Linked DNA regions of Homo sapiens: region 1 is linked to region 2. The links are chromatin loops, found by intact Hi-C in ENCODE. Cell type or tissue: Caco-2. All regions are shown on one strand. Links, peaks and the distances in the headings refer to the core of each region. The heading gives the core; the rest is flanking DNA.

Region 1 (16,220 bases), core at 6,401-11,400, 430 kb before region 2:
CAAAATATAACGGTGGAAAGGGCATAGGATGAACATTCCCATTCCAGAAGGGAGAAATCAGAAGAAAGGGGTGACAGGTCCCAAGCAAGTTCAATACCTAGCAAGGCAAATTCCATTAGATCTTAGGGGTTGAGAATAATCCTCTTTGGTTCAGTGCTCTGTCCACCCCCCATCCCAGCCCACTGGAGTGGCAGCATCACCTCACCACTCTCTGTGGCAACCTCACCTGCACAGCTCTCTGTGGTGGCCATCTGGTCTACTGAAACTGAGAAGAAACCAACCTTACCCCTTGGTTCTGTGATAGGAGCCCTGATGATCTCTGAATTGCCTTCAGGGTCATTGTTGCCTTTTCTTGAAGGACAAAGCATATTTCTCAACTGAATAGTTCTACCATCCTGCTCTGTAGAATCGCAATATCCAACAGCCTTTTTTCAACCTGTCTCACTTTCTCTGTCCCCTTTAGTTCAAACTGGCAGTGCCTAACTTCTATCCCTGGCTCTTATGAGCTGGCTAGCGAAATCCATGTGTTGCACCCATGATCTCTTTATCAAATGTTTGGCCAGCCACAACCTTAGTGTGCTCTTTAGAGGTGAAAATGCTTCTTCATTTTTTGTTTTTCCAATATGCATAGGCTGAGAATTTTCCAAATCTTCAAGCTCTGGGTCCCTTTTTTTTTTTTTTTTTTTTTCAGTCTTTTGAGACAGAGTCTTGCTCTGTCACCCAGGCTGGAGTGCAGTGGTGCAATCTTGGCTCACTGCAAGCTCCGCCTCCTGGGTTCACACCATTCTCCTGCCTCAGCCTCTCAAGTAGCTGGGACTACAGGCGCCTGCCACCACGCCTGGCTAATTTTTTTTTTTTTTTGTATTTTTAGTAAAGACAGGGTTTCACCGTGTTAACCAGAATGGTCTCAATCTCCTGACCTCGTGATCCGCCTGCCTCGGTCTCCCAAAGTGCTGGGATTACAGGCATGAGCCACTGCGCCGGGCCCAAGCTCTGGGTCCTTTTTGATTAACAATTTTTTTCAATTTCTCTCTTCTCTCTCATTTTACTATAAGCAATAAAGAGAAACCAAACGACTCCTTTAACATTTTGCTTAGCAATGCCCTCAGCTAAACATCCAGTTTCATTGCTTGTAAGTTCTACCTTCAACAAAACACTAGAACAAAATTCAGCCAGGTTCTTTGCCACTTTGTAACAAGAATCACCTTTCCTCCAATTTCCAATAAACTCTTTCTCATTTTCAGCTGAAACCTCACCAGTATTACCTTTAGCAGCTGTATTTCTACCGACAGTCCTTTTAAGGCAATCTAGGCTTTTCCTAGCATGCACCTCAAAACTCCTCCAACCTCTACACATGAGCCAGTTCCAAAGCCACTTCTACAGTTTTAGCATTTGTTATGGCAACTCCCTGCTTCTCAACACAAAAATCTGTCTTAGTCATCTTGGGATGTCATAATGAAATACCATAGATGAAGTGGCTTAAGCCACAGAAATTAATTTTCTCACAGTTCTAGAAGCTGAAATTTCAAGTTCCAGCTGATTCAGTTTCTGGTCAGGGGCCTCTTCCTGCCGTACAGATGGCCACCTTCTCACTATGTCCTCACATGGACTTTCCTTGCTCTCTGTGTGTGTGTGTGTGTGTGTGTGCACGCGTGCGTGTGTGTGTGTGCACGCATGCGTGTGTGTGGAGAGAGAGACAGACAGACAGAGAGAAAACGTCTAGTGTCTCCTCTTATAAGGACACTAATCCTATCAGATCAGGGCCCCACCCTTTTGACTTCATTTAACCTTAATTACTTCCTTAGAGGCCCTGTCTCCAAATGCAGCCACACTGAAGGTTAGGTCTTCAACATATGAATTTGAGGAAACACAGACATTCACATTATATCATGGATTTATACTGATTCAAGAGTAATTGCAAATGGTTTGATCGGATGGTCGGGTACTTGGAAAGAACACGACTGGAGGATTAGAGACAAGGAAGTCTGGGAAAGTTATGTGGATGGAACTCAGCATGGGCAGACTGTGAAGATCTTTCTGTCCCATGGGATTGCTCATCAAAAGACATCGTTTGCGGATCAGAGGAGACTTTCAGTAGTCAGGAGGACCAAATAATACACTCTATCAATGTCAGTCAACATCTTTTCCCAGCCACCCCAGGGCTTGCTCAATGGACTCAGGGATAAACTGGTCATGGCAGTGGAGATGGAGCTGTGCATAAGCCCAACAATGTGGATGTTCCCTTACCAAGGCTGACCTGGCTATAGCTAAGTGAATGCTTAACTTGCCAACTGCAGAGATAAGCACCAACCCCCAATATACCACTCCCTGAGGGGACCTGTCAACCACCCCGTGGCAGGTTGATTACACTGGACCTCTTCTCTCCTGGAATCGGACAGCAATTGTTCTTGCTGGGATAGGCACACATTCTGGACAAGGATCTGGTTTCCCTGCCTGTGATGCCCATGCCTGCCCTTCACCACCAGTAGGCTCACAGAAGAATGCCCCATCCATCTTCAGAGCATTCTCAAGGGCATTCTGATTAAGGAATGTGTTTCTCAGCCAAGGAAGTACAGCAGTGGGTTAATGCTCTTGGGATTCATTGGTACTTCCACATACCCTATCGCCTGGAAATAAATGGTCTTATTGAAAGGTGGAATAGCTTCTTGAAGACCCAGTTGCAGCACCAGTTGGAAGGCAGTGTCCTGAAACCATGGGGTTCTGTGTCACAAGGTGCAGTATGTCCTTTGAATCAGAAATCATTACATGACATTGCCTTCTCCATGGCAAGAACTCACGAGTCTGGAAATCAAAGGGTAGAAGTAGAAGTGGTTCCTCTCTCCCTTACACCTAGTCACCCACTTATAGAATTTTTGCTTCCCATCCTGGCAACTTGGAGCTTTGTTGGTTTGGAAGTCTTAGGTCTGAATGGGAGAATGCTTATATCAGGGGACACATCGGTAGGATCATTGATTGGAAGATGAGAATGCCCTCCAGCTATTTTGGGCTATTTATACTATGGTACCAATTAGAAGAACAAGGATTTCAGCTTTCGTTTTTTTCTACTGACAGGAGCGATTAATTCCAGTTACCGGGGGAAACTGGTTTGCAGCTACACAATGGGGCAAGGAGAGTTATATCTGGAACTGAGAAGATTCTCTGGGGAACAGGAGAGTTTGGGGAGGGATGGGCAAGGGCAGCATCCTTAGCTCATGACTTGATGCCACCTACTCTGTTGACACCATGAATGACTCAAAATTAGGCCTGTCTCTGTAGCCATTTCTTTGTCTCTTTGACATGAGCCGGGTTCAGGATTTCCTGCCTCCAGCCCCAGCCCCGGCTCTTGGGCACCCTAGGTTTGGCCTTCCATGCCATGCTGCTTCACATGGTAAATATTGATGCTGCAGTATTTACAGAGACCTTCTTCCCCAGGACCCTCCTCCCCTGTGATCTATGCTTTCTCTTTCACTTACTCAAATTGAGCCCCACTCAATGTGGTTTCTGTTTCCAGTAATTTTCCCTCAGACTGCAGCTCTTTCCTTCTGGAATGAATTGTTTGCCGGATATTTCTGAGACTCTCAGGAATTTAAACTGTTCCACCCTCTCTGCTCCACCCAGATCCAGGCCCAGTTATCTTCACTGTGAGCCCCTGGGACTCCTCTTCCCTGCTCAGGATGCGCTCAGCTCTGATCAGGGTGTTGTCTTCATCTTTTGGGGGTGAGAATTTGTGGGTGACTTTTTTATTTTTGTGACCAAGTCCTGTTGTTGCTGGTTTGGCGTATTTGTCCATGTCCTCAGGTTTGATAGGTCTCCTGTCACCTAATTTGGTTGAAGAGGTTAGAGGTTAGAGGTGGGATTTTTGTTGTTGTTGGCTGAGGTGGTGGGTTTTTGGGGGGCTGCATCCTATCTGCTCTACTTGGTTGTCAGGAGAGGTTATAGGGAGATTGGGAAACCTACTGCCACCATGACCACATTGCCCTTGAGTTGGATTCTTAGTTGATTTTCTTTCTAAGGCCCTAATATATAGATTTTAAGGCTATGAATTTATCTTTAAATTCCGTTTTGGCTGAAGTCCACAGATTTTGGTAGATAAGGCTCTTATGTTGCTTTATTTTTAAAGATTGGTTCATTTCAGTTTTGGTTTCCTTTTAGACCCATGATACCTATTTTCTTTTTTTTTTTTTTTTTTTTGAGACGGAGTCTCGCTCTGTCGCCCAGGCTGGAGTGCAGTGGCGCAATCTCGGCTCACTGCAAGCTCCGCCTCCCGGGTTCACGCCATTCTCCTGCCTCAGCCTCCCAAGTAGCTGGGACTACAGGCGCCCGCCACTACGCCCGGCTAATTTTTTGTATTTTTAGTAGAGACGGGGTTTCACCGTTTTAGCCGGGATGGTCTCGATCTCCTGACCTCGTGATCCGCCCGCCTCGGCCTCCCAAAGTGCTGGGATTACAGGCGTGAGCCACCGCGCCCGGCCCATGATACCTATTTTCTAGATTGTGTTTTCCTTGGAGGTAGAGACGACATCTCTGTACATGGTTGTGTCTTTTGTAATTATTTAGTGTCAGAGCAGTAGGAAATGCTTGATATTTTTTGTTGTTGGAATGGAATGAAAATAGTGTTACACATTCCTGTTCTCTATCTGGTCCAGCATACAAACGAGACACAGCAGGAAAGAAGGAGTATTTAACATAGTACATCTGGGGTTCTTGGATCAAAATATGTTGTGATACTTCCAATTTAGGGTTAATTTGCCTAAGTATTATCTTTTTGTGGTGGTAACTCTCCCCCAGGAATATTGATTGGAATAATACATCTCTTTCTTTCCTTCCTTTCTTTCCTTTTCTTTTCTTTTCTTGTCTTTCTCTCTTTCTTTCTTCTTTCTCTCTCTTTTTTTCTTTCTTTTTTAACACAGGGTTTCCTCTGTCACCCAGGCTGGAGTGCACTGGTGCCATCTCAGCTCACTGCAACCTCTGCCTCCCGGGTTCAGGCAATTCTCCTGCCTCAGCCTCCCATGTAGCTGGGATTACAGGTGCCCACCACCACACCCAGCTAATTTTTATATTTTTTTGGTAGAGACAGGCTTTCATCATGTTGGCTGGGCTGGTCTCGAACTCCTGACTCAAATCTGCCCAACTCGGCCTCCCAAAGTGCTGGGATTAGAGCCAGCCAGCCCGGCAGGGATAATACATCTTTGAAGGATCAGCATATATTAATCAAATTGCCTTCCTTATAGCTGAATGTAACGTCACTGAGGGAATGAGAGTTTGGATGCCGATGAAGAAGAAATATTTTTGAAGCGTGGTTCAAAGCTGGAGAGGGCTGACTTGAGGAGCAGGAGTATCTAGAAATGTTTCCTAATCCTGACTACATCTTAGAATTCTTTGGAGGGGAGTGGTGGTTTCTAAAATACACCTAAGAGATTGTAATTTAATTGATTTCAGGTGGGGCCTGGGCACTAATAATTCAGAGGATGGAAGAAAGTAGAACAGCCTAGACTTAAGTGTATCCATTTTGCAGTTTTTTTCGAAGAGCTAGCGGTGGAGATGGCAGCTGCCTGGTACAGCACTGCGCCCTACCCATGGAGCATCTGAAAAAGTGGCAATGCATTCCTGTAGGTACATGGGAAACCAAGTGGCAGGAAAGGGGGCTACTTGGCAAAGATTGTTTGATAACACTGTGGGCTGGGCAGGAGCACTGAGCAGCAGATGGAACAGGAAGAAGCTTGCTGCAGTAGCCCAGGGAGAGGCAGCTTCAGCCACAGGCCCCCTGGGTTAGATTTTCTCCCCTTCTGCAACCTAGAGTGGCTCCCCTTCATGCTATTCCCAGGGCTGGGATAGCAGTGGCTGGGGCTGTTGTAACAAAGCACCACAAACTGGGTGGCGTCAACATAGTAATGTATTGTCTCACAGCTCTAGAGCTAGAAGTCTGAAATCACTGTGTCGGCTGGATTTGGGTTCCTCCTGAGGGCTGTGAGGGAAGGCTCTGTTCCAGGCCTCTCCCTTTTGTTTGTCAGGGGCCATCTTCTCTGGGTCTCTTCACATCATTTTCCTTTCTGCATGTTTTTTCCAGATACTCCCACACACACACTTTTTTTACAATCTTTTTTTTTGATATGGAGTCTTGCTCTGTCGCCCAGGCTGCAGAGCAATGGCATGATCTCAGCTCACTACAACCTCCACCTCCCAGGTTCAAGCGATTCTCCTGCCTCAGCCTCCCATGTAGCTGGGATTAGAGACACACACCACCACACTCACCTAATTTTTGTATTTTTTGGCAGAGAGGGGGTTTCACCATGTTGGCCAGGCTGGCCTTGAACTCCTGACCTCAAGTGATCTGCCTGCCCTGGCCTCCCAAAGTGCTGGATTACAGGCTTGAGCCACCGTGCCTGGCCCAGATTTCCCCTTTTTATAGGGACACCAGTCCTATTGGATTAGGGCCCATCCTAATGACTTTATTTTAACTTGATTCCTTTTGTAAAAATCATGTCTCCAAATAAGTCACATTCTGAGGTAGTGGGAGTTCAGAATTCAACATATGAATTTGAGCAGGACAGAATTTAACTCATAAGAGTTGACAAAGCCAGGTCTCTTTATTTCTTTGTTAGTACCTACAAATCACCAACACAAAATGGCTGCGTTCCCTCCCTAGGAGTTCTGACTGGGTCTTCCGGACTGACTTTCTGCTCTCCACAAGCAGCTCTCAGTTGATGCTTTCTCCTCTCTTACGCTGCCAAAATGTGTCCTGTAACCATTTCCAGTGTAGTCACATCATTCTTTTTTTTGTTATGCCCAATAGCTGAGTGACCTGGGTGGTCCAAAAATTCCCCTGAAGTCTTGTGACCTGGTCACGCAACACAGCCAGCAACGGCAGCAACCGCCCACCCTGGGAAAATCTGTCATTCCAGACTGCTTTAACTGAATCCTAGTTCATACACTTGTATGACTATGTATACCTGGAATTGCCCTTAGAGACTAAATATCCTAGAGGTGTTCAACCAGTTTTCACAAATACACTGTTTTTAGAGACAGGGTCTCAGTCTCTCTCCCAGGCTGTAGTGCAGTGATGCCATCGTGGCTCACTGCAGCTTTGAACTCCTGGTCTCAAGCAATCCTCCCACCTCGGCCTCCTGAGTAGCTGGGATAGCTGAGACAGCTGAGACTTCAGATGCACACCACCATGCCTGGCTAATTTTCTTTATTTTTTGGAGAGGCAGGGTCTTGCTATGCTGCTTAGTCTGGTCTTGAACTCCTGGCCTCAAGTGATTATCCTGCTTTGGCCTCCCAAAATTTTGGGATTATAGGTATGAGCCACCATGCCCAGTTCAAATAATCTCTTTTATTCAAATGAACTATTTGGTAAATCCTCAATGTAAAACAGGTAAAAAGAAATGAATGGACTAGGAGTTCCCATTTTTGTAATTTGTGGATGTTGCATGACTGTTGTGGAACCAATGGAGTACTTCCATGGAGCCCCGAGTTTCTCTGTCTCAGAGAAAACTGCAGATCTCTCCAAACTCCTTGGTTTGCAGGAAAGGAAATGGAACCCAAAGAAATGAAAAGAACGAGCCAAAAGCACTCACAGAGTGGAAGATCCAATGGGGAACTCTGGTATCTTGAAACCTAGACTAGTACTATCACAAGGGCCTGCCTCTGGCAGTCAGGACCTTAAAAAGAATGAGTTTACCATTGTTTTAGAAAGTATTTCTCGGCCAGGCGCGGTGGCTCATGCCTGTAATCCCAGCACTTTGGGAGGCCAAGGAGGGCGGATCATGAGGTCAGGAGATCTAGACCATCCTGGCTAACATGGTGAAACCCCATCTCTACTAAAAATACAAAAAATTAGCCAGGTGCAGTGGCGGGCGCCTGTAGTCCCAGCTACTCGGGAGGCTGAGGCAGGAGAATGGCGTGAACCCGGGAGGCGGAGCTTGCAGTGAGCTGAGATGGCGCCACTGCACTCCAGCCTGGGCGACAGAGCGAGACTCCATCTCAAAAAAAAAAAAAAAGAAAGTATTTCTCAAGTGAGTTCTGGACAGCATCTTGTAAGTAAGTATGATTCCCAAATAAATTCTGGAAAAGCTGTTCTATAATTCTCCATAGCTAACTCTCATAGCATATTAGTTGTACTTAAGGCTCAAAGATGTCCTGCAGCACAGAAAGCCACTTATCTTTGCTTATTCCAGTTTTTCCAAAAGTCTTAAAAAACAAAAACAAAAAGGTGTTACATTTTCCTAGGACTGCTTGCACTCTGCTTTGGAGCCCAGAAGAGTCTTCTCTTAAGATGTGAATCTCTACAGGGAGCAACTCAGTCATGCTAACAGTGGCTGTGAGATTTCAGGTATCATGACCTGCACCATTTCCTTTGCCTGGGAATTGCTGGCCAGCATCTCTGGCAGGTGCAAGGATGGAGGCAGATGAGCGAGGAATTGCAGTGTGGTAGAAATGAATGGTGCTGTCTTTAAATTGCCCCTTGGAGTTTTGTACTTCTTGTACCTTTTGGGAGAAGAGTAGCCTTCAAGAGCCTGGATGTGGCCAGTGGTCTGGGAGAGATTTCCTAGCCTATTCTTTCATTGTTTTGCCTCCTTTCTCTAATGCATGCCTACTTCCAAATCCTCCCTTCAAATGCTTGCTCCTCTCCATTCCTGCCAACACCTTTCTGAGCCTCTCATCGTTCTCCAGTGACCTCCAGGCAGAGCACTCTAAGGTCCGTCACCCTTATCTTCCCTGGACAGTTGGTGTATGTAAATGTGATTACCAGAATCTTTTGCAAGGATGAAGTTCCAACGCTCCAGCATGAGAATTTCCAACACTCCTTTAGAGTCTAGGAATAAACAAACCCAATTAAATTCACAGCCACCACCAGAGGGCACAGTGAGACTCATGCAGGAGTAAAGGATGTTGAATAGAGACTGCAAAAACTTACTCTTGAAATGCATTTATTTATTTATTTATTTATTTATTTATTTATTTATTTATTTTTATGTTCATAGCTGGTTCACATAGTCTTAGAAACAGGCAAAGTTTGAATCTAAAAACTGCAGAGTGAAATACTGTAGCTTTGGTCATTATTCGTGACTTCTTCATTACCTTTATTCCAAATTCAGTAGAATTCTCTTATAATTAGACTCATGCCACACCACTGCAGTTGTGCCCTGGGGACCTAATCCCAGCCTTTCATAGATGTGCAGGCAGAGTGTTCACAAGAAGTTCCCAGCCTTGTTCTCACAAACATGAATGCTAAGGAGGACTCCTTTATAATTAAGTTTCAACTATAAAGCAGGGCTGGGGAAAAATACGGTGTACAGTAGAGGCTGTTCTGGGTTGGCCTTCAGAAAATGGGACTCTGACTCCAGCTCTGATATGATTAACCATGTGAATCTCTGATGTAACAACAGTGAGAGTGGATGTTCATTGAGAACCTACTGTATGCCACCTACTGTGTGCCACCCTGGCACCTTATAAATATTATCACCATTCTTATGATAAAACTGCGAGACAGATATTTTCCCCTTTATTTAACAAATACGAAAACTGATGCTCAGAAATATTAAATGATGTGCTTAAAGACACACAGCCAGCAAGTGATGGAACCATGAAACCATTTCTAGGTGTGTTTGGCCATAAACCAGGTGATTTTTCATTACTTACACTTTTTCCACTTTTTGATGTTTCAGTTTCTGTACATTCTTTGTAATAAAATTCACTCCTGTCTTTCTGCTTATTCAGGCTTGGCTAACTGTTGTCACAATCTCAAACTCTCAGAGGTTGAATAAGATAAAAACCTTTCTTGTTTATGCATAAGTCCAATGCAAGTCAGACAGGGGCCTTTGCTCCAGGCAGTCATTCAGGCACCCAGTTTCCTTCCATCTTTTGGAGCTGCCATCTTCAGAATGTGGCTTTCAGGGTCTCCATGGATCAGAAAGGAGAGTCATATGAGAGATTTGTATGTGCCAGGCCTGGAAGTGGCACACATCACTTTCCATTTGTCTGAACTAGGTAATCCAGTCCTAACCTAATGGCAAATAGATTGGGAAATAACGTTGAGCCCTGGGTCCGGGAAGAAGAAGAGAAAATGGATATTGATGAACCTATCCCTCTCCACATCCCTATCTCATGAGATTGTGGTAAAGATAAAATAAAATAGTATCTGTCAGAGTACTTTACCAACAAGAGAGATGTGATAGTTTAAGCCTGGAGGGAAGGAGCTGTCAGAGAGAGATTGCAGATGGGGATATACATGAACAGCGATTATCATGGCCCAGTAAAGAGCTTGATCTATGTCCTGGGTTGAGGAATAAGGAAAAAGAGACTAGAGAAGCGTCACTCATCTCCCCAAATTTATGTAAGCCTTTCACTCTTTGGCTCACACTCTTATTTCTAGTATTCATTCATTTATTCACTCATTTATTCTCCAAAAAATTGTTACAATATCCTGGGCATTATGCCATGTGCTGGTGTGTGTGTATGTGTGTATGTGTGTGGGTAATGCCTCACGCTAAAGAAAATCTCCCTCTGGAGCTGGTGTCAATTCTAGGAAAGATGCATTGCTGTCTGCTCTAACACAGAAGCATTCCAATGTCATTGACTTGTCACCAGTTTGCTAGCTGGTGTACATGATGAAGGATGCCATTTCAAGGACTCAGCAATGGTCTTTTTTGCTAGTAGGTTGGGTACTCAGCAATCACAGTAAATAAATCAGAATCCCTGTTTTAGGACTTTTGTGTAAACTGTGTCCTTGTTACCTTGACCACTCTCTTCAAAGACACATTGAACAAATACTGAGATATCTGAGGGGAGAGATTGGATGACAAACGCACAGGATGGGCCACCCTGTCTAGATGGTGACTGAGAACCTCAAATGTGTATATGGCCTTCAGTCATCATTAATGTGTGACCCAAAGATCTATCCATGCACTTGGTGCCCACTTCCATAGGTCTATCTGCATTCTGCTTTCCCAGATTTCCTCAACTCTCATCTTCCAGTCTGTTCCTTCCAGGCCATTAGCCAGCTGGCTGAGCCATCTAATCCTACCATGAAGGAGTACACATCTATGCCTCAGGCCACATCCTTCCTCCACGTACAGCATATGATCAAGTATACTGGTTCCAGCTTGTCCCATTGGAAGAACCACCTCTTACCATTATCCTTCAGGGTCACTTTTGTTTGGGGCAACAATGCAGCAACAATCCCATTAAATCAACACTGAGTTCAGTGAGATGTCGGGTACTCCCAGGAGGCTATAAGTGTGGATCGATTGGGAGTCAGCAGTGCAGCAGAGAGGGGTGAAATGGGAGTCTGGACCATCTGTTTAAATAATTTACTTAATCTTTCTGGACCTGCTACAGGTTAGATCCAAATGTATCACTTCTGTTGCATGATAAATTACTGTTACATGTTTCCAAAAGTAGGACTCTATAGGTTAGATAACACCAACTCATAATGGAAACCAGACTGCATAGTAACAGGGTGCCCCATGGTCAGCTGCTCTGTCTCCACTAGGGTCCAGTAGTATGCCAGGAGCTACTTGCCAAACAAGATGGTTCTCTCCAGTAGTGCATGGCCTTATTCCAGAATCTGAGGGCTCTGTGCTGTGACTCTTCTATTTAAGGCTGCCACATCCTTATCCATTGCAGATGCCCCTAGCACACTGGATCTGTTGGTCACATGGCCCGAGAAACAGAATACCTGGAACCACAGCTTGGATTTGCTGCCCACACTCAACACTGGTGGCTTTCTGAGGCATCAGGGAACTGGGAGAGAAGTTTATACTATGTTGTCTTCAAAATCTAAAGAAACTGCAGCATGATGTCTCTCTTTAAAAAAAATTTATATGATAGTTTTATTGTTCAGATAATATATAAGATAGTATTATGGATTAGTATTTCTCAAATAAAAGAATATGATCTCTCTTTTACATTTATTTTATTTTATTTTTTAATTTTTATTCTGGGTTCAGGGATACATGTGCAGGTTTGCTATATAGATATGCTAAGTAAAGGTAAACTTCTTTGGTCTCACTCTACTGATGGATTGCCTGAGGCCGTGTTGATCTGCCCCAGTAAAGCTCCATATCCGGTGGCATGTGCCTGTAGTCCCAGCTACTTGGAAAGTGAGAGAATCACTTGAGCCTAGAAGTCCAAGGGTTCAGCCCAGGTAACAGTTAGACCTTATCTCTAAAAAAAAAAAAGAAATAAAAAATTTATATTTTGACCAGCAGCTGAAATGGAGTATTAAGCTTGCAGTATCCACTGCCAGAGGTGAGCTGATTGGGAATACAATAGGGACCAATACCTTCATCTCTCATATCTTGAATGGTAATGCTAATCTCTAAAATTCCTCCAGAAATGTGGCATTGCTTCTAATTTTTCTTGGAGGCTAGTATTGGGGATAGGAAAATGTCAAGAGCTTCCATTTGGCCTTTCAAGGGCTTCCATTTCTTCTCATAATAGTTCTCACTCCACAAATCAGGCCACTACTGTAAGGGATCTACCAGCTGGTAAGTATATGCTAATTATATCTATCCTAACTATATATTTGGGCACTGGGGAAATAACCACAGGGTGGGTTTGCAGATGCACTGGATCTTCTGTGAGAATGACTTTTGTCAGCACTTAGGGTTCTAGAATTCCATTCATAATGGGCTCTGGGTCTGTGAACTGACTTTGAGGCATAGGCCACAATTTTCCTTTGCAGTGGTTAATGTCAGTCTTCATTTGCCAGATTGAGATATTTTCTTGTTTGTATAAACCCAATAGCACCCTAATTGGTTGTCTACGCAACTCACTCCTTGGACTCTGTAATCTATTAATTACTGTCATAGCCCTGTGAACCAAAGCACTCTGACTGAACCTACCACTCTGGCTTGCTGCCTATCAAGTAATTATGTTTGCAGTGTGTGCCTTTGAAAGCCACCACTGAGCTTCTCCAAGATGCTGGTATCTTGCTCACCAATGCGCTTTCTAATGTCTGAGTGAAAAGTATGCCCTCTGGGTAGTAGGTTCTTGGTCTAAACATAAGAAGTCCCTGTATAATATTCCCAGTTCCCTGAGCCTTCTATTCTCTTCCTCAACACTATGCCAAAGTATTTCTGTGGTCTCCACTTTTTTTCTGTAGTTCCTTGTGGAGTCAAGGCCTCAGATATCCATCCTGGCAAACTATCCATGTGTTCTTGATACAAAACTAAATTATGAGTCATAAATGAGTTATCCCATGTCAACAAATACCCTACTATCCAGCTCTGTATTCGCCTCCCCTCTTTGGGCTACTACCCTCAATATTCACTTTATGTTCAGCAGTTCTTGCTAGGGTTTGTAACTCTTTTCTTATCTAGACAGTTTCACCCTGAAACAGGATTTTGCATCTGCACTTGAGCTTGCTGAGACCTGCCTCTGGCTCTCAGTCTGGAGAGAATGAGAGGTGGTGAAGGTTAGCTTTTCTTGAGGAGGACGGGCATCACCTTGGGAAGCCACTGCTTCAGGTGAGATTATTATACTGTACAACCAGCAAGTAGAGTCTAGTCTTCTCTGGCAAAGGTGAAGGTGTCACATCTTTGGGGAAGGAGGGCTTACAGGAATTTGGAGTTTCTAGATGCTCAGCTTCATCCACCTAATTGTCTCCATCCCAAGTCTGAGATTTCTACATTTTCCCTATCAGGACCCTAACTTGACATAGCATACTTGCCAAGGCTATGCATTTCATCTTCATGGCAGCTCCAAAACCCTTAGAATCAGATTCTGAACCTGATTTTCACACAGTTTTCCCTGATGTTGCAGGAAACAAAGACCTCCTTTAATATTGCCATAGAAGTCACCTGGCTTTTAGAGCCATTAATCAACTTCCTTGACCCTATCATTTATTTAAATGTCTTTAGTGCTGCCATTAGTAGCCATCCTAGTCCAAAAGCCTCATAGGTGACATTGCTTCTGTATTAGTCCATTTTCATACTGCTGATAAAGACATACCCGAGGTTGGACAGTTTACAAAAAAAAGAAGTTTAATCAACTTACAGTTCCAGGTGCCTGGTGAAGCCTCACAATCATGGCGGAAGGTGAAAGGCATATCTCACATGGTGGCAGACAAGCGAAGAGGGCTTGCGCAGAGAAACCCCACTTTTTAAAACCATCAGATCTTGTGACAGTTGTTCACTATCATGAGAACAGCATGGGAAAGAACTGCCCCTATGATTCAATTCCTCCCACCAGGCCCCTCCTACAACATGTGGGAATTCAAGATGAGATTTGGGTGGGGACACACCCAAACCATGTCAGCTTCTATACTGGTTGAAGGCCGTGGCCACTTAATCTTCCAATGCCTTGTCTTATGCCTGACCTGCACTTTATCCCAATTAACTACAGTGAAAATTGAAAAAATCACAAGTCTACCAAATGCCAAGGAGTTGTTACTGGCCATGTACTACCAGCAATGGAATACCTATTACTTTAAGACAAATGGGACATTCAACTCATAATTCCATCCTGATAATTGTTTTCTAGAATCACTCTTGGATGCAGAGCTTTAAGCAAGGATTAAAGTGCTGACACTGTATTTGCAAGGCATAAGAACAGGGAAATAAGCGTGGAAAAAAAAGGGAAGTGAGGCAAAGATACATGTAAAACAATGCAGTGTGTTACTGTGCTGGCCACTGCTTCATGATTAACCATGAGGAGGCATGTGATTCAATTGGCATGTGTGTTCATGCTGCATGGTGGATTTTCTCTAGAATTTCAAGGAGAAGCCAGTTCTCAGAGTTATCCACAGAAGGGAGAAATGAAGAGACATTTATTTTGTAGCTCTATTTTGTCTTCCATTTCTTAGCGGGTGCTAACACTCTTATCTTACATTATTTTGCTCCATAGCAGGTACTCAGAAAGCTAGAGGCCATGATCTAAGTGTAGCAATTTAGCCAAGTCTAGGAACAGAGGACAACTTGGTGTGGCAAATGGTATGTGTTGGTCATGTAGGCTTGTGCCTAATCTAGATTCTTGCCAGCATGGGGAAGTTGTTACAAGCAGTGGCAGCAGCATGGTTCAGGCAGAAATGTGGGAAGGAAGCCAGGGATGGTGACCCCAGAAAGCCAAAGTCTGTGTCAGACACATGATGCTGTGTCAGACACAGGATAACATGGACAAAGCAGGTTCATGTTACCCATTAAGACTTGCCTCACAGACTATCTAGCCAGCTCCAATTTGGGGCTTTACACATTATAAATTGGAACTTAAGTGTGCTAACATTGTCCATGCAAGCACTCATGTGTGCCCAGTTTTATGTAATAGCTCTGGTCCTGAAAAATATGGAAGAGCTCATGTTTCAAGAAGCCTGGTAGAAAACTGTTTTGTGAAAGTGTGGATTTCTTTGCCAATGTGAACAATAATGTTCTAATTTGGCAATAAGAGGAGTTTAGTTTCAACACAATAAATTTGAAGTTTCACACAACCCAATGTTGTATACTGTTCTAAAAAGTCTAATTTTAGCCAGGCACGGTAGCTCATGCCTGTAATCCCAGCACTTTGGGAGGCTGAGGCAGGTGGATCACTTGAGATCAGGAGTTCGAGACCAGCCTGGCCAACATGGTGAAACCCCATCTCTACTAAAAATACAAAAATTAGCTGGGAATGGTGTTGGACACCTGTAATCCCAGCTACTCAGGAGGCTGAGGCAGGAGAATCACTTGAACCCGGGAGGCGGAGGTTGCAGTGAGCTGAGATCGCGCCACTGCACTCCAGCCTGGGTGACAGAGGGAGACTCCATCTCAAAATAAATAAATCAATAAATAAATCAAATAAATAAATAGTCTAATTTGTTATTTGCCTTGGCCAGATTAAATTGTTACTCACTAGGGATAAAGCTAATGGCTTCTAGATATAGCACAGTCTCAAGCGAAGTTGACGGGCATGGACTTTTCACACGAGATGGTTCCTGGCTTGCAGCTCTAGACCAGGTTTTGTGGAGATCCTCAGGCCAGGAAAGCAACAGCAAGTTTCTTAACCTCTCTGGCTCCCAAGTGACTCTTCATTTTATTTCATGGAACAAATAAGGAAATATATGGAAAATTCTAATCAAAAATGCCAGGTACATATTATTATTTTGTCGTTATTGAGATAGAGTCTTGCTCTGTCACTCAGGCTGGAGTGCAGAGGCACGATCATAACTCACTGCAACCTTCACTCCTGGACTCCAGTGAAAGTTCCCTCCTCAGCCTCCCAAGTCGTTGGGATTACAGGCATGA
Region 2 (16,220 bases), core at 6,018-11,017:
GAGACGTGGTTGACTTTGTTTATGACACATCTCCCAGTGGCTAGCTGACCAAGCATGTGTGCAGCTGGAAAATGGCAGAGCTGAGACTGGAATCTCAGCCTCTGTGTAATAGCAAAGCCGGTGACCAGTAGACTGCAGAGATGCCTGTAGGTCCTCTCAATCATTTTGGGGTCAGACCTAAAGGCTGGGCCTCTTTTTATGTTCTCCTCTTTGCCTTTCCATTTAAGGAAGGGGGACAACTTTATGCTGTTATAAAATTTGAAATTTGAAATCAATACATTATAAACCTTTCATCTTTCATAGACTCTGTCCCATTCAGCAAACATATGTTATATGCCTACTCTGCACAGCAACTTTTGTACTCAAAACTGATTGGCGGGTTGACGTGGGGTCAGATCTGCCCACTGCCAGCTTTGGCTAGGCCTCACTTTTGGAAAATACGGCCCATTGGTGCTATCTCTGGTTCCTGGTGTGAGGCTGATCTTTTCAGCCATGTCCACAGGTGGGGAGGGCTCTGGTGGGTGGCCTGGCATCAGGGTTTGGTCATTTCAGTGTATCCTGTGTGTACAGAGCCTGGCGATGCCTGCCCTGTGAACATGACTTACTAGACTAGGTCCCTTCCCCACCCTGCCACTGTCCCTCTCAGAGAACTCACCTTGAGAGACCCACACTTGTTCCGGTGGCGGTGCTGCTGCCCCACTTCCTCTTGGAGATGTATCTTTGGGAATTGGTGGCAGCTCATTCTTTTGATTTTCCTCAGTGGGCCCAAAGCTTTGGCCCAAGGACACAGTGCAAGGTTGTGAATGAGACTGGATATCAAATCAGGGACTATGCTTTTCCAGGAAAAAAAAAAAAAAAAAAGATGAGTCCTCTAAAGTCATGAGACCTGTTCTTCTGGGTTGCTTGGAAACTACTGGAAGTTGCCAGAGAAGAGTTTCAGAAATCCATTCAGGTGACACTGGTGTGGCTGAAATAGCTCTGCAGGCTCCTCAGGGGACTGTTTTGAAGGAAACACTGATTATTTCCAAGGTGGCCTTGGGGTCCTGCTCACAGCTGCTTCTGTGAGGGGAACCCCAGACAGCATCTGTCCCAGGTGCTTCCAGTGACAGTAGAGGGAGAATCTGCAGGAGCAGAGGGGAAGGGCCTCACAGACCCAGGATGTGTTCCCTTGCCCTTAGCAGTGAGCTAGGCCAGCCACCCGGCAATGCTGACAGCAGGGCGCCCTGCTCCTGTTACTCCCCAGAGCAGATGGACCCAAGGTTCCTGAGATTCACCTCCCCTTGGATGTCCCTCAGTGACAGCCCTGCCACCCCAATGCCACCGTGGGTGATGCTGCCCCCTACCTCCTCCTGAATTCACCTTAGCCCCACAGAACCAGGCAGAACACCTGAACAAGGCTTGGCAAAAGCACAGGAATACCGAGGGAGATAAGCCAGAGCACCGTGTGAAAGCCAGATTCAAGTACAGCTCACCCATCTTCACGGGGGGCCTGGCTTCAGCCCGAGAGTCCCAGCCCCTGCATATGACTTTAAGGATGCCAGGAAGCTCTTCACAGGCCAGATCAGGAAAGCCAGCCATGTTATCAGCCTGGAGCGCCCTCTCCTGCCAACGCAGGCTCTGCCTCCCTAACTGCCCATGCCTGCCCCCTTGGCAGATGGCTAACAGGAGCACCTCTCCCTTCAGGGGAGACCGAGGCTGGTGACTCCAATTCCAAAAGGATCTATCTGTGTCTCAGGATATCGCACGGTGGCCCTGCTGGCACCCTGAGACCCCATCTCCCTTCTTCCCCACTCCCTTTCCTCTGGGCCTTCCCCACGCACAGCCTTCTGTGAGGTCCACGCCAGGTCTGGACAGTCTGTGCACCCTGTTTTAAGGGAAGGTTTTAACCGTGCGTAGTCACTGCAGACAGACTTCTCACCCTCTGGACCCTGGGACATTCTCTGGGAGTGGGCGTCCTGGTTTGGGCAGCAGTGCTGTGTTGTATAGGAGGGTGACATTCCAGGTTCCTCCCTCCCAGCACATTCCTGATGGTCACTTGGGGTGGCCTCTCTGTCTGCAGTCCCCACTCCCAGCCAGATGATAGGCAGTGGGGCAGCTCTGGTCATCCAGCCATCTGGCCTTGGGTTCCTCCTGCTCCAGAATGACGGCCATCTGGCCCCAGGCCTGTCTCCAGCTGAAGCTGCTGCATTGCAGCCCCCTCAGCACCCCCACCACTTGTTCCCACTGGTCTCTGACCCTCCCGAAAAAGATCAGACAAGCTCTTGGGTCCTTCTCTTCCCAGGAGGAGAGAAACCCCGAGCTGGGGAAAGGCAGGGTGGAGGAGATGGCTCCAGCCTGCCTCCCTTCAGAGGCTTTATTGCTCACTGTGGGCTGTGGCTGTCCTTGTGGGACACTCCCCACTCTCCTCCCCCTCACATTCTTCAGAATCACTGGGCCTTTGCTTCTCACCCCATCTCTGGAACTGCCCGGCAAGGATTCTTTTCCGTGCTTGAAGAGCCCCAAGCGTGGTCTGTCCAGGTTGAGGTTTTCCTGTAATTCTCCCTGTGGCCAAGGCTCCCTGCAGCCTTTCCACGGGGACCTTATTTTTGGCTGAATTCCCCAACGCGATTCCTAACACCTGCCCCTTCCACCTGGAAGCTCTTCAGCAGCCACTTAGAGCAGAGACGGCTGCCTCGTTGACGCAGAATTCCCAGACTCCCTTCCAAGGCCACGCCACTTCCTGAGACTGGGCCCTGTCATGTCACTCTTGTCCCCGCAGCAAGGACCCAGACATGCTGCCCTCAGGTCCTTCTCTCGGACATGATTTCCATTTCCCCTTCTGGAACCCGAGTCTTTCCTTCATCACAGCTGAGCTTCTGCCCTGGCAAAGCCCCATTTCCTCCCTCCTTGATGTTGGGAAGAGCTCAGGGTCTTGTGACACCCTCCCCGCCCCACCCCATGGGGTGCTGGAGAGGCCTGCCCTTCCCCTGCATGGTAGCCCTTCAGCCCAGGCTCTGAGTCACAGCCTCCCAGATGCCAGCTCCCAGAATGTCCACACCCCACGGGGACGTACTAATGACCTCAGCAGCCACAACCCAGGGGGAGGACATGGGAATCCTTCCAGCAGAGCCCCTTCACCCCTAAGGCCCTGCCTGCTGCTGTCATTCTGTGGGTCTAGAGAGGAGGGACAGAGGCCGCCCCACAATGGTATTGTCTGTTCTTTGGTGTCAGGAACCTCACCTCTGAGGCAGCTCTAGATTCCAGCCAGTCCTACCAGGTGTCCCACCACTGATCTGTTCCAAATATGAAATCTCCCTAGGCAGGGCCTCAACGGCATCAACCAAACTATTTCTTTGGCCCCATGCTGTCCCTTCCTAGCTCTGGTCACCCCATAGCCACTTGGGCTCCCTTTGCCTGTGCACTCCCTCGGTTTAGTTCAAAGACACCGTTTTCCTCCTGGGAAAGGCTTGTGCCTGTGCTGGCCACAGAGGCAGCTCCTGTCCCTTTCAGGTCTGACTTGGGACACAGAAACAGCTCCAGGTCATAGGGCAGAGGCAGTCTGGACCAAGATTACCTTAGATCCTCTTCATCAGGAATCCTTTCCCTTCTCTTCCCAGAAAGTCTGGAAGCCAGGAGCCAAAGGTTAGGATGGCAGGCTTCGGCCAGAGGTGATGCCTAGGAAGGGCCTAGAAGAACAGGGAGCATGTGATCTCAGGAAGATAAAGCATTTGTCTTCATGCACAGGGACACTGCTATGCTTGGTGGGTATTTTCCCTGCCCACGGACATCCCAGGTCCAGGTGGCCCCCGCACACCTTTTTGCCCCATCTGCAGCCATCACTGCCAACTGGGCCTGGCCCTGGGCCCTGTGAAAGCCTGTGCATCTTCCGCCTCTTAATTCCCACCACATGGGTCCTTGATTGCAGGCCATAGAGACTTGCCCCTTGCCTCCCCCAGCCCTTCTGTTAGTAGCTCCTAGAGAGCATGGCTGGCTGGTCTCCCTCCTGGAGCCCCTGCATCCTGTCACAGCCTGGCTCCCAGAGATGCCCCAGCCATGCCTGATGGGGACAGTAGTGAAGGCAAGAAACTGCAAAATGAAAACAGACTGGCCCAGAGACAGCAGAGGTCCCATAGAGCACACCGTCCTGGGTGGGGATGGACGACCTCTGCACCGCAGTCACTCTCTGACAAGGCACGCTTTCCAGTTCCGCTGAACCCCGAAGGCTGTGCCTTTTAGTCTCCACCTGCCTCCTCCAGTGCCAGCCGAATGCTGACCACCTTTGTGCCCCCACAGCTGCCTGCTCTCCAGATAAGCCAGCAGCCTGGCTTTTGTCTTCCCTCTATTTTCTTTGTAGTCCTCCCACTCCTGGCAGCTCTGGGAACCCTATTAAGATAATGTAATGGCATTAGCAGTGGTAGCAGGAAGAGTGTGTCTCAAACCATCGGGTTACAAGAAGTCCAGGTAGAGGCTGCTGGGAAAGCATTATCCTGATTGGGAGCCTTTCTGGAGGCCACAGACCTCAGGCCAAGGCCCCACAGCCCTTTTCTTTGATTCTGGGAATGAGCTCATGAGGACTCACATGACTTTCCCGACGATGAGCTCTCCAGGCTGAAAGGAGGCATGTAGACCGAGGCTTGGGTGCATATGTCCTTGGCTGTCCCTGATGCAGAGAGATGGAACGAGATGGCAGACAAGGGGACCAGGGCCAGAGGGGAGCATGTTGGATTTGTAGTCGGAGAGTTCTGAAATTGGCACCACTAGTCAGTCACCAAACGCGCAGTGAGCCTCCTCTCTATCTACATTCAGTGTTGTGTGTTGTGCAGAGTACGAAAGAGCATCCCACAGGTTCTCATCAAAGCAGGTACCAGAACTCCATGCCACGTGCAGGGAGGAGTGCTGGGAGGAGGAGGGCTGGGAGGAAGAGGGCTGGGAGGAAGGGGCACCCTGGCTCTGGGCTTGGCCTTCTGGGAGGGCCCTAAGGATAGAGCATCAGTGTCCAAGCACAAGACATGCACACACGGGGAAGGAGCCAGGGTTTACAGGGCATCCACCCTGTAATGTGGTGGGCTGTGCACTGGGGGACCGGCAGTCCAGTTCATACCTGCAGGTGTTCAAAGATGCAGAGTTGCCCAGAGTGTGGGGCAGCGTACCATGGGGGGCAGGCAGGAAGCTGGCAGAGGAGATGGCAGTGAGCTTGTGAAGAGCCCAGAAAGCCATGCTAAGGGGTAAGTGAGCACACAGGCCATTGGACAAGGGGGCCTTGGGAAGTTTTAAGTGGAACTGCCAGACCTCCATTCCTACAGAGAAGTAACTAAGAGCTCAGCTCTTGAGATTCCAGCTAGAACATATTCCAGCTAAACTCACGCTGCTTCCACAGGCAGATTGAATATGTGAAGCAGCAAGGAAGCCAGCCAGCCAAACAGACTCCAGAAGGAGATTTGGCAGAAGCCCATTACCCAGATGCATACACTCATGGAGCACTAGAGGCCCCAAGGATGCAGCCCAACCCGCATTTTAGAGATCAGGAAACTAAGGCCCAGACCAGGGAAGGGAACTGATCTAGTTCTTGGAGTGTGCCCGGCACCACCTCCAGCTCCAATGCACGTCACAGTATCCACAGGAAAGGTCAGTGTAAAGAAGGAGGCTGTGTGGCCCTAGAACACCATTCCCTCTTTGGTCCTTTCTTTCCTTATCTTGGAAGTAATTAGATCAGTGTTTTCAAGGTCCTGAGAAGTGTACTGCTAATAGTGTCACTTACTGGGCCCACTGACTCAGACCATGAATCAGAATGTGGTAAAGTATGCCTGGTAAACTAGATGATCCTCTGAAGTTTTTTCCAGCACTGGCTTATCATGAGCTTTGCCTACTCTTCCCACCCCTTGCCCCCATTCCCACAAATGTCTCCATTAGGGAAAGCTCCTGCCTAGGGCTGAGTTCCTCCCATTGGCATACCCCAGTCTTCTGGCCACAGAGGCAGAAAGCTGGCTACCGGTGCCCTCTCTTGATTGTTCTGGTCTGCCCTTTCTGCAGCAGTCCTCTTAGGCCTCAGGTTGGGAATCCCTGCTGTGAAAATCCATCCTTTCTCATCCCCAGAATAGCTTACAAACAAACCACAGCCAGGTAGCCCCCCAGGTTCCTTTGCCCCCACCAGCTGTATACCTTTGGGAAGCTCTTAACTTCTTTGAGCCTCCTTTCTGCCTGTGTCCAAGTGAGGAAATTACACCAAGTGTGTTGAATCTAGCTCACGCAAACCCAGATTCTCTCCATCTGCCCTGGACAATGGGAAGTGATGTCTGGTCCTAGGTTTAGCTCTGCACAGAGAGGTTAAATAACTTGCCTAAAGCCACCCAGCAAGTTGGTGGTGGGTCTGAAGCTACAACAGGGACTCCCAGACTCCTGGAGGGGCCCTACCTCTATACCATATGCCTCTGAATAATGAATTCCCAGGGTCAATGAAGTCATGTATTTACCTGCCCATAGCAGATGTTCAATAAAAGGATATCGTAGGCACCTTCTCAGCACTTCTTACATCCTTGGACCAATTGCCACAAAAATGGGACTTCTTTTAGATACACTAATGAGAAGTTTGGGAGGCATTTGAAGATTTACCACTTATATTGTCCATTGTTTGAGAGTGACCCTAAGGGTCAGTGCTACTAATTATGTGTAATAGTGACTTAAAAAAAACCTACCTGGCCAGGGGCGGTGGCTCACACCTGTAATCCCAGCGCTTTGGGAGGCTGGGGTGGGCAGATCACGAGGTCAGGAGATCGAGACCATCCTGGCTAATATGGTGAAACCCTGTCTCTATTAAAAATACAAAAAAAATTAGCCAGGCGTAGTGGTGGGCACCTGTAGTCCCAGCTACTCAGGAGGCTGAGGCAGGAGAATTGTGTGAACCCGGGATGCGGAGCTTGCAGTGAGCCAAGATCGCACCACTGCACTCCAGCCTGGGTGACAGAGCGAGACTCCGTCTCAAAAAAAAAAAAAAAAAAAAAAAAAAAAAACCTACCTTGTCCGGGCACAGTGGCTCACGCCTGTAATCCTAACACTTTGGGAGGCCGAGGTGGGCAGATCACAAGGTCAGGAGTTCAAGACCAGCCTGACCAACATGGTGAAGGCCCGTTTCTACTTAAAAAAATACAAAAATTAGCCGGGCGTGGTGGTGCATGCCTGTAATCCCAGCTACTCGAGAGGCTGAGGCAGGAGAATCACTTGAACCTGGGAAGCGGAGGTTACAGTGAGCCGAGATCATGCCACTGTACTCCAGCCTGGGCAACAGAGTGAGACTCTGTCTCAAAAAAATAAAAATAAAAATAAAAAAACCTACCTCATAGGTTGTGGTGAGGAGTAATGAGATGATGCATTTAAAGCCCTGCTTAGCTGATTCTGAGCTGAGCCCTCTGCCAGGCCTGGTGAGGGAGCCCAGCCGACCACCTAGCATCAGTGTTTCCATCAGAGCCTGGGTGAATTTGTGGAGGCCCAAGACATATCCCTCAGGACTGGGAAGTTGCATCACTCCAGGGGTACAGGCACCCGACACTTCCATTTTCACAGTCACAGTGCTGTGGTGAGAAAAGAGGCCTTGACTCCCGGGCCTGCCATGACCCTCTGGGTGAGTTTGGCAAGTTCCCCAGCTGGGTCTGTTTGCCCACCTACATAGTGGAGGCTTTGCCTAGACCGGTGGTTCTCAGTGTGGGGTCCACGGACCACCACCACCACCAGCATGTGGCAACTGGTTAGAAATGCAAATCCTTTGTCCCTCTCCCCTATCCCAGACCTACTGATCAGACTCTCTGGGAGTAGGGCCCAGCACTGTTTTATTGAGTCCTGATTATGGTTCGAATGCATCCTTAAGTTTGAGACCCACTGGCCTAAATGGTCTCTGAAGTCCCTTCCTCCTCAAAAATCCAATCATCTAGGTGAAATCTGGGTTACAGAGACCACAGCATGCTGGTAGGGGGTGGGATATCACAGCAGAGTACTATGTAGCCTAGGGGTGGCTGGTGGGTTTGAAAAAAGGCAGGAGCAGTGGGATGTGGAGGGGAAGAGGGTGACCCCACTTCCCTTCTCCTCACTCCCAGGGGCTCTCCAGCCTTCCTGTGAGCACAGGTGGGAGGACTGGATCTGTCCTCTCTGATCCTCCTCTCACAGTGCCTGCCAGTATTCATGGGAATGTCCTTTTCTCTCCTGCTCTGCCCCTGGAGAACCATTTTGAAAATGAGAGCTGGTGAGACCTCTAGTGGCCAGGAGACACCAGGAGCCTAGGACCTGCACCTGCTGTCCTAGGATTACGTTAAACAGGGTTTAAATCTGGCCATCTTAGGGAGGACACCTGGACTCCACATCTGTTCTAACCTCAAAGCAGAGCCTGAAATTATAGGCAGATGCTCCACCCAAGCCACACCTGCAGGGAGGAAGTAGGAGACTAGACACAGAGCTTCCTGGCCCCTATGGCCCCACTGGGGAAGGCTGCGAATTATCCCAAGAGGAATTCTTGCAGCCCAGCTGCCTATACCTCAGCCACCTTAAGCTGGTTTACCCAATGCTCAGTGTTTATGAAAACAACCCCCTGATATCAGTTTTCCTGTCAAGACCACCAGGAGGTGTGTGGAATCTAGCTCACACAGACCCAGGTTCTTTCCATGAGCCCTGGACAATGAGAATTGATGTCTGGCACCAGGTTCAGCTCTGGGCAGTGAGGTTAAGTAACTTGCCTGAAGTCACCAGCAAGTTGGTGGTGGGTCTGCAGCTGGCGCAGAGGCTCCCAGACCCCCAATAGGTGCAGGCGCCCCCACCCTACACCATACCTTACCTGTGAATAATACCACTTAAACCCTGCAAAGTTTTGCCCTAGATTAGGCTGCATTCTTTTCGCACCTGGCTCTTTTGTAAACCCTGAAATTGTCTACAGACAAAGAGGAGAGCCCAAGGCTTAGGATAAGAAACCACCATGCAGGAGGTTTGAACAAGGTGTGCCCAAGCTTCTATAGCCTCCCAGATTAGTGCCAAACACAGACAGATCTCAATAGCCCGGGGGCTGGGATGGGACCAGGGACTTTGGGCCAAAGCATATAGATGAACTGGAGGGAAAGCATAAGGTTGCCTGGAGAGAGTGGGTATGAGATTAAAGTGCAGTCCAGTATCAGCAGAAGTCGCTGCACTATCCGAGGACTAAGGTCAGAAATGCTGACTTCTGGCGAAGTATCTTCCCAGTATGTGAGATAAACCCCTAATAGAGTGGGAGTTTCATGACTCTGAGCTCGGGTATAAAAGGAGTTTGGGGGAGTGGGGCTTTCAGGACACTGCTTTTTCCGCATCCCTTTAATCCAGGTGAGTAACCATACCTGTCTAAGGTGGGGCAGCAGTTGAGGGTAGATCTAGCATGAGACCTATTTCTGGGGTTTGACTCCATGGCAGTAGGGAGCCTCGGCTGGTTCTGGAGAAAGGGGGAGCAAAAGGTTAGGAATGGCTCCTGGTGTTCCCTGCGGGACTGACCCCCAGTCTCTGCATTGCAGGCAGGACAAGCTGAAAATCCACATGCGGAAGCACACAGGGGAGCGGCCCTACCTGTGCATCCACTGCAACGCCAAGTTCGTGCACAACTACGACCTCAAGAACCACATGCGCATCCACACGGGCGTGCGGCCCTACCAGTGCGAGTTCTGCTACAAGAGCTTCACGCGCTCTGACCACCTGCACCGCCACATCAAGCGCCAGAGCTGCCGCATGGCACGGCCCCGACGCGGCCGCAAGCCTGCTGCGTGGAGGGCCGCCAGCCTGCTCTTCGGGCCCGGCGGCCCGGCCCCCGACAAGGCGGCCTTCGTGATGCCCCCTGCGCTGGGCGAGGTGGGCGGCCACCTGGGCGGCGCAGCTGTGTGCCTCCCGGGCCCCAGCCCCGCCAAGCACTTCCTGGCAGCGCCCAAGGGCGCCCTGAGCCTGCAAGAGCTGGAGCGGCAGTTCGAGGAGACACAGATGAAGCTGTTCGGGCGCGCGCAGCTGGAGGCTGAGAGGAACGCGGGGGGCCTCCTGGCCTTCGCGCTGGCCGAGAACGTGGCGGCGGCGCGGCCCTACTTCCCGCTGCCCGACCCTTGGGCCGCCGGCCTGGCCGGCCTCCCTGGGCTCGCCGGCCTCAACCACGTGGCCTCCATGTCCGAAGCCAACAACTAGGCTGGTCCCTGTCGGCTCCAGCCCACCAGCCCTCCAGTCCTTCTCCCTCCAGGCCCACTCTACCCTACCCCATGGATCTGAACTTTTCATTTTAAAAACACAAAGGGAAAATGGGAAAATAATAATAATACTATCAGTGATGGCATTTTCCCGGGCTCCTAAAGCAGCTGCCTCCTTTTGCTGGTCTGAGACGGGCATCTTTTCCCAAAAGGCCAGGAGCCCGGGCCTCCCTCCCTGTCTCTCTGGCTCTCATATAGAAACTTGCACCGGCCCATGCCACAAAGAACTGGGTGCCCAGGGGCACTTAGGAGCTGGGTGAGTCATGAGGGGTCAGGGGGTGGTTGGCCTGGTGCCCAGCCAGCCACAGCAGGAGGAGGTAGGGGCTGGGCATGCACCTTGGTTAAGCCCCACCCCCTATGGCAAAGTCTCTGCCAACACTCCTCTGAGGGCTCATTTTCCAGTCTCCAGTGGCCCCGGGGTCTTTTTGAGAACTACCCACCTGCCACATAGAAAGAAATGCTCTGTTGGCAGGGAGGCCTCCTGGAACCAGTCAGGAACCAGGCTCTGGAAGGCCCGGGCCATTTCTTCCCTGACCTGTCCTGTGACCTTGACAGGTCAGCCCTCTGTAGCTCAGTGTCACCTGGCTATGGAAGGGGCTGGTAACTGAGGTTTCCGCCCTCCACCTCTAAACACATACACACCTATCCCCCCAGAGAATCACAGAGATGGTAGAAGCTTTGTACTCCCCAAGTCCATGGGGAAACAGTTTATCTTTCTGGACTTAGTTTTATCACATCCAGCTCTATATTAGCATATTAGCATAGGTGAGAAATATGGCCAGACTAGACAGAGATCAGGTCATCAGGGGAGCTTCCGAGCTTCAGCAAAGCCCACAGGTAGCTCTGCGAACTCAGAATGCTACCCTACCTTCCCTGCAGGCCGCTGTTCATGTCTGGACTCCTGGGGGCGCTATTTAATGTTTACCCCCATCTCCAGTGCCCCCTCCAAGGCTGTGCAGTGTCTTGGGGCTCTCAGGGCCAACATCGAAGAGATGGGGGCCACCTCTTAACACCTGGCAACAGTCTCCCCTCATCCTGATTCCTGACAACAGACAAAACACCGGTTTCTAGGGTTTATCTGTTTGTTTTTTGAGTTGAGGGTTCCTCAGGGCCTTGGCATTGCTAGTGATGGTCCCCTTTGCTGTGTGAGAACCCCCTCAACCCCTTCCTCCTCCCTCTGGGGATGAAGTGGGAGTATTTGGCTCCCCATTTTTGACAAAAGGGCTCAGTGCAGGGAGGTGGAGGCCTCTGAGGTTTGAAGGGCTCTGTGAGTTAGAGTTGTCACATGTTCTCCTGGTTCTTGAATTTGCAGCAGGTCCTGAAAAGGAAGGCTCTGCTGGCCCCGTGCCTTCCTGACCTTCTCTCTCCTTCCCTCCCCTCTCTTTTCTTGCCAAGTTTGCTTTGGTTTCTGAGCAGCCCAGAGAGGAGGAGGGTTCGTCCCCAGGGAGAGCCCAGGGCTGGAGTCCCCAATCCCTGTGCTATGGGCACAAAGAGACTTCAGCTCTTCCTGTTGCCTTGGCTTTTTCCTGAGCAAAAACACAACAAACAAAAAGGCCAGAGAAGAGCACAGACTCTGTCCCTCTCACAACTCTCCAGAAGAGACCCCCTGATTCTTCACACCACCGGATGCCACTCCAGCCAGCAGGATTGCTACACACACCCTCTGTTCTCAGAAGTCATCTGCCTGGGCAGCCGCCTCTCAGATTCCTGTCTTCGTTTCAGACACTTTTCTCTGAAGCATGCCCATGTCCACCAGCCAACGTGCCCCCGTGTTCCCCCCCATCAGCCAAGTGATTGGGGCTGAACCAGACTTTAAAAGAGAGGAAAAAAAAAAAAAAAGGAAACATGAATAAATTGGAATCCAGTGGTGTTGGGGCTTTTGTTTTTATTTTGTAAAGGTGATGACTTCTTATAAACTCAATTTTTCAGATGACTGGTTAGTTCTTTCTGTTTTTTCTTGGCTGCAGTTTGGAATTGTACATTGTAAAATATCCAAAGATGTTGAGTACTGTATGATCAAGAACTTGAAGCAAATGGGTTGTGGGGGGAGGGGTGGTTGTGTTTTTGTTTTGCTTCAATTTTTTTTTTTTTTTGATGTTTCAATTTCCCTGTCTGTCTGTGGGAGAACTTTGGAATTTTTTCTATTTATAACTCTTTTTTTATGTGATTGCTCTACGTAAAATGACACTCAACAAAGTTTGCCTTAGTGATTCAAGGGACAATCTTCCATAACTTCGGTCGCACGCCACATCCCGCCGAGAAAAACTCTCAGCTAATTTTCTGGCCTATTTATTAAACAGTATTAATTGACTTGATTAAATTATATTGAGAGTTGCACTTCTGTGAGATGTGACTTCTGAAAGTTCACAGGACAGCAACAAGCCAGTCTTAAGGTTTTTAATTGTTGGGTGTCATAAACTTAAAATAATGTCAAAGACACCTTAACAAAGAAAAAAAAAAAAACCTTTGACCCTTATTTTATACTTTAAAGGACAGTGTTTTGAGTAAAAGTGAGCTATGCTTGCTTAATGACCTGGTGAGATTGATTCCCCCTTCCAATTGCCGTTTCAGTTATCTGGGGGTGTTGCATGGTAGGGAGGGCAGAACTCAATTCTCAGTAGTCTCTTACATTCCAGCTTTGTAAGGCATGGTTGGATCTTAAGCTTTGCAGCACCTGTGGGCCTGAGTGCGAGGTGTGCGTGTGTGTGCGTGTGTTCACAAACGTGTGCAGCTACACCCCAGGATGTGTGAGCAAGGGAAGTCCTGCCAGTTCCCCAGCCTGGCATCCGGAATGGGCTCCGGCTGGCCCTGCTGCTATCTGGGTCTCCTTCCTCTCACTTCCCGGTGCTGGCATCGGCCTCCTCCTTTCTTCACCTGAGCCTCTTTCCCAAAGAACATTAGATCCTAAAAGAACCTAAGGTAAAGGAATATACTTCTGTCATTGAATGGAGTCAGCTCTACTTACAACCCACAGCCCAGACTCTTGGTAACACTGTTCTTCGAATTGCATTTCTGGAAAACCAAGGGTCAACCCAGAGCCTCTTTTCTATTTTTGATTCCTTTCTTGCTGTAGTAGGCAACGTCTATGCAGCGTTTCTTGGTACAGAGAAAAGAACAGATCCGGGTTTCCAATTTAGACTCCTCCAAGCTGTGTGTCTTCAGTCTAATCACCCCTCCACTCTGGTCTTCCCTTCCCTCACCTCTAGTAATAAAGGAAATGGAGTAATCAGAGCTTCTCGAAGTTCTCCATCTAAACACCCCTCAGCAGAGGGGGCCAGCTGATTGGCAAATTGGGGGCAGAACACTAAAGAAATAGCCCAAAGTAACCTATCTGTAGTGTAAAACTCTGAAGTCTCCTGTTTTGGCTTTGAAATTCATGCTTCTGCATTCTATTACATAACATTTGTCTTAATATAAAAACATCGTTTTGATCGACTTGCCAGTTAAGTGACTTGCCTTTTCCCCAGAATCTTCTAGTGAAGTCGAACTGTTCCTTGGCCACCCTACAGCTTTGGGAGGCCCCAGCCCATGGCTGAGGGCTCAGGGGTAAGCATAGCCCAGTGCAAGAAATGCAAGGCCAGCTGCTCGTCAAGATTCTGCTCAGCTCGGCCATTCTAGGATCATGTGGTCCTCATTCTGGGGGTCAGTGTCCACTGAGTGACATAGGTGAAGATGGAGAAGGGGAAGGGAACTGGGCCCAGTGGGCCTTGACCCCTGGGTGCTCCTGATCTCCTGTGAGTAAAATCTCCTTCTAGCCCTGGCCAGGTGGGAATTCCATGGAGCCCGGCCATGTGTGACCTGCACCCTGGGACCCCAAGGTGCTAAGGGAGGTGGGGTCCTGACAGCAAAGGAGCCTCCAGTGGAGGGAAGAGGGAGTGAAGGAAGGAGGATGAGGCCTCCGAAGACAGGCCAAAGAAACCTGTGCAGCTTACCTGGAGAAGAAGTCTTAAGGAATACATGAACAGGCCTTGGGACTTCAACAGGTGTGTTGGGGAGGGGAAACTTTCACCAAAAATTTGGCCAACCCAAGCCAATAGGAGAGAGATTGCAGGAGGCAACTGGGTGCCCAAAAAAAGGAAGAGAACTTCCTAACATCTGGAGTTGCCCTAAAGAGGAACGAGGTCCCTCGTGAAGGAGTGAGCTCTCAGTCAGCACAAGAGTTCAACACTGCCTCTCAAGAATGTTGGAGACCTGGCGCAGTGGCTCAGGCCTGTAATCCCAGCACTTTGGGAGGTTGAGGAGGAAGGATTGGATTGCTTGAGGCCAGGAGTTTGAGGTTCCAGTGACCTGTGATCACACCACTGTACTCTAGTTGGGGTGACAGAGCGATATACCCTGTATCAACAAAAAAAAAGAATACTGGAGAAGAGAGTCTCTAGGGTTCCTTCCATCTAATTTGTGAAAAGGTGAATACATATCCACCATATGACCATGGAAGAAGAATCATGCCAGAAGGAGTTGGGTGACGAGTGAAAAAGAAGCACTGGGCAGGTTCACAAAACTCAGCGTGGTGGCCCAGGGCTGCTGACCCCATTCTCCCTAAACCAGTCACCTGCAGCAAGTTGGGGCCAGAGAAGGGGACTCCATAGAAAAGCCGTGGTTCTTATTTAGAGCCCCCAAACATGTGACAAGAGAACAGTAAAGACCCAATGGGAAATAAGACCCTCATCTCAGGCCTTTATCTGACCCAGAGTCTGCCCCTTCCTGAAGAACAGAGCCCTTTACAGACCCCACTCCTCCTTTCCTGGGGCCTGGACAGCTTTTCCTCCCTGAGGGAACTCTGAGCTTACTGCAGAACAGGCAACCAGCATGTAAAGGGCACTTCCGGAACAGGGCACAGCCGGGTGCCCTGTACGTGGCCCTTCCCCTCTGAGAATGGGTGAAGTTGGGACTTCATAAGGGCAGCAGGGTCAGTGCCCCAGCTAGAAGCATGAGCCAGCGGGTGTGGGGGGCCCTATGGAAGGGAAGTGCCAGGCAACACTCATGCCAAGGGACCTCCAAGGACCTGGGACATCCTGGGACAAATTCCAGAATGAGGAGGTTTGTATCCAGTGAATTTCCCTCCCCAACTCCCCTGTGTCCTCCTTTTCTCTGCTCCTAAGTCCTTCTTCCTAACACAACTACCCCTCTGGGTGTAGACACCCTTTCTCTCTGCCCTCCCCTCTGTCCAAACCTGCCCTGAAAGGAGTCATCAAATGTGAACGTGATTCAATGGCTCCCTCTCCTGGCCTTTGCCACCCTGCTCCTCATTCAAGGTGGAAAGAAAGGCCCCTCGGCAAAGCACTGTCAGATTGCCAGCAGCAGACAAGCCTGGTTTCTCTGGGCAGAGGAGCCTTGAAACTGCACCCTTGAACAGTTACTGGCCTCGCAGCTCCCGCCCATCCCTCCTTCATCCCACTTCCTGGCTCAGAAAGGGATGGGGAATGTGGGACCTTTCGCTCCTTTCAGGTTTGAAGGCTGAGGACTGAGTCAGACAGGAATTTCCATAAATTGATGGAAGGAGGATTCCCTGGGGAGATCCTGCTCCTTTTTCCTCCTTGGCACACCCTAGGCAGGGGCTGCTATGACCTTGAGTGGCAGTGCCCACGTGGCCTAAACCAAAACGTATGGGTCCAGAAAGGGCCTGACATATAAAAACAAAACATCTCAAATTTGCCCTGGAAAACCTGGAACCTGGCCACATTATCTGCAGCCAGACACACACACACTCACACACACACACTCAGTCACTGGACAAATGGTGCATAGGCTGATGTCATCTCTCCTTGTAACAATAGGAGACACGACAGTGCATGAGCAAGACCCGGCAAAGCCATTTTCCCCACAGGTCACCCTGCTGGAATATGTATAATGCACACTCACATTTTCATCCTTGCGCTCCCGTCTTTAACCATGAACGCTGACCCTGACAACAAAAACAAAAGAATAAACAAATAGGTTTCCAGAATAAGGAAGGAAGATAGCGTGAATTAGATCATTTTCCCATGTTCCTCTCACAATTAATAAATGAAG

The links. A loop is a pair of places that touch in the nucleus more often than their neighbours do. Peaks named below come from ENCODE experiments on the same cell type or tissue, not always from the same donor. Only the 100,000 strongest peaks of a DNase experiment are listed, where the experiment ranks them.
Region 1: it touches region 2 in a loop (7-fold over the local background); 13 of 110 quality-filtered maps call a loop at or near these places.

The regions. Positions count from the first base shown.
Region 1 is chr18:48,458,042-48,474,261 of GRCh38, reverse strand. No RefSeq gene overlaps it. Among named protein-coding and RNA genes, the nearest start is that of ZBTB7C, 57 kb to the right of the region's middle. In Caco-2, for the core only: no CTCF peak of the experiment used is centred there; a DNase peak (open chromatin) is centred at 8,853.
Region 2 is chr18:48,023,189-48,039,408 of GRCh38, reverse strand. ZBTB7C (zinc finger and BTB domain containing 7C) reads left to right here. Exons shown (of 5, transcript NM_001318841.2): 5 at 9,498-12,737. The coding sequence ends at 10,149. Among named protein-coding and RNA genes, the nearest start is that of SMAD2, 100 kb to the right of the region's middle. In Caco-2, for the core only: no CTCF peak of the experiment used is centred there; a DNase peak (open chromatin) is centred at 8,198.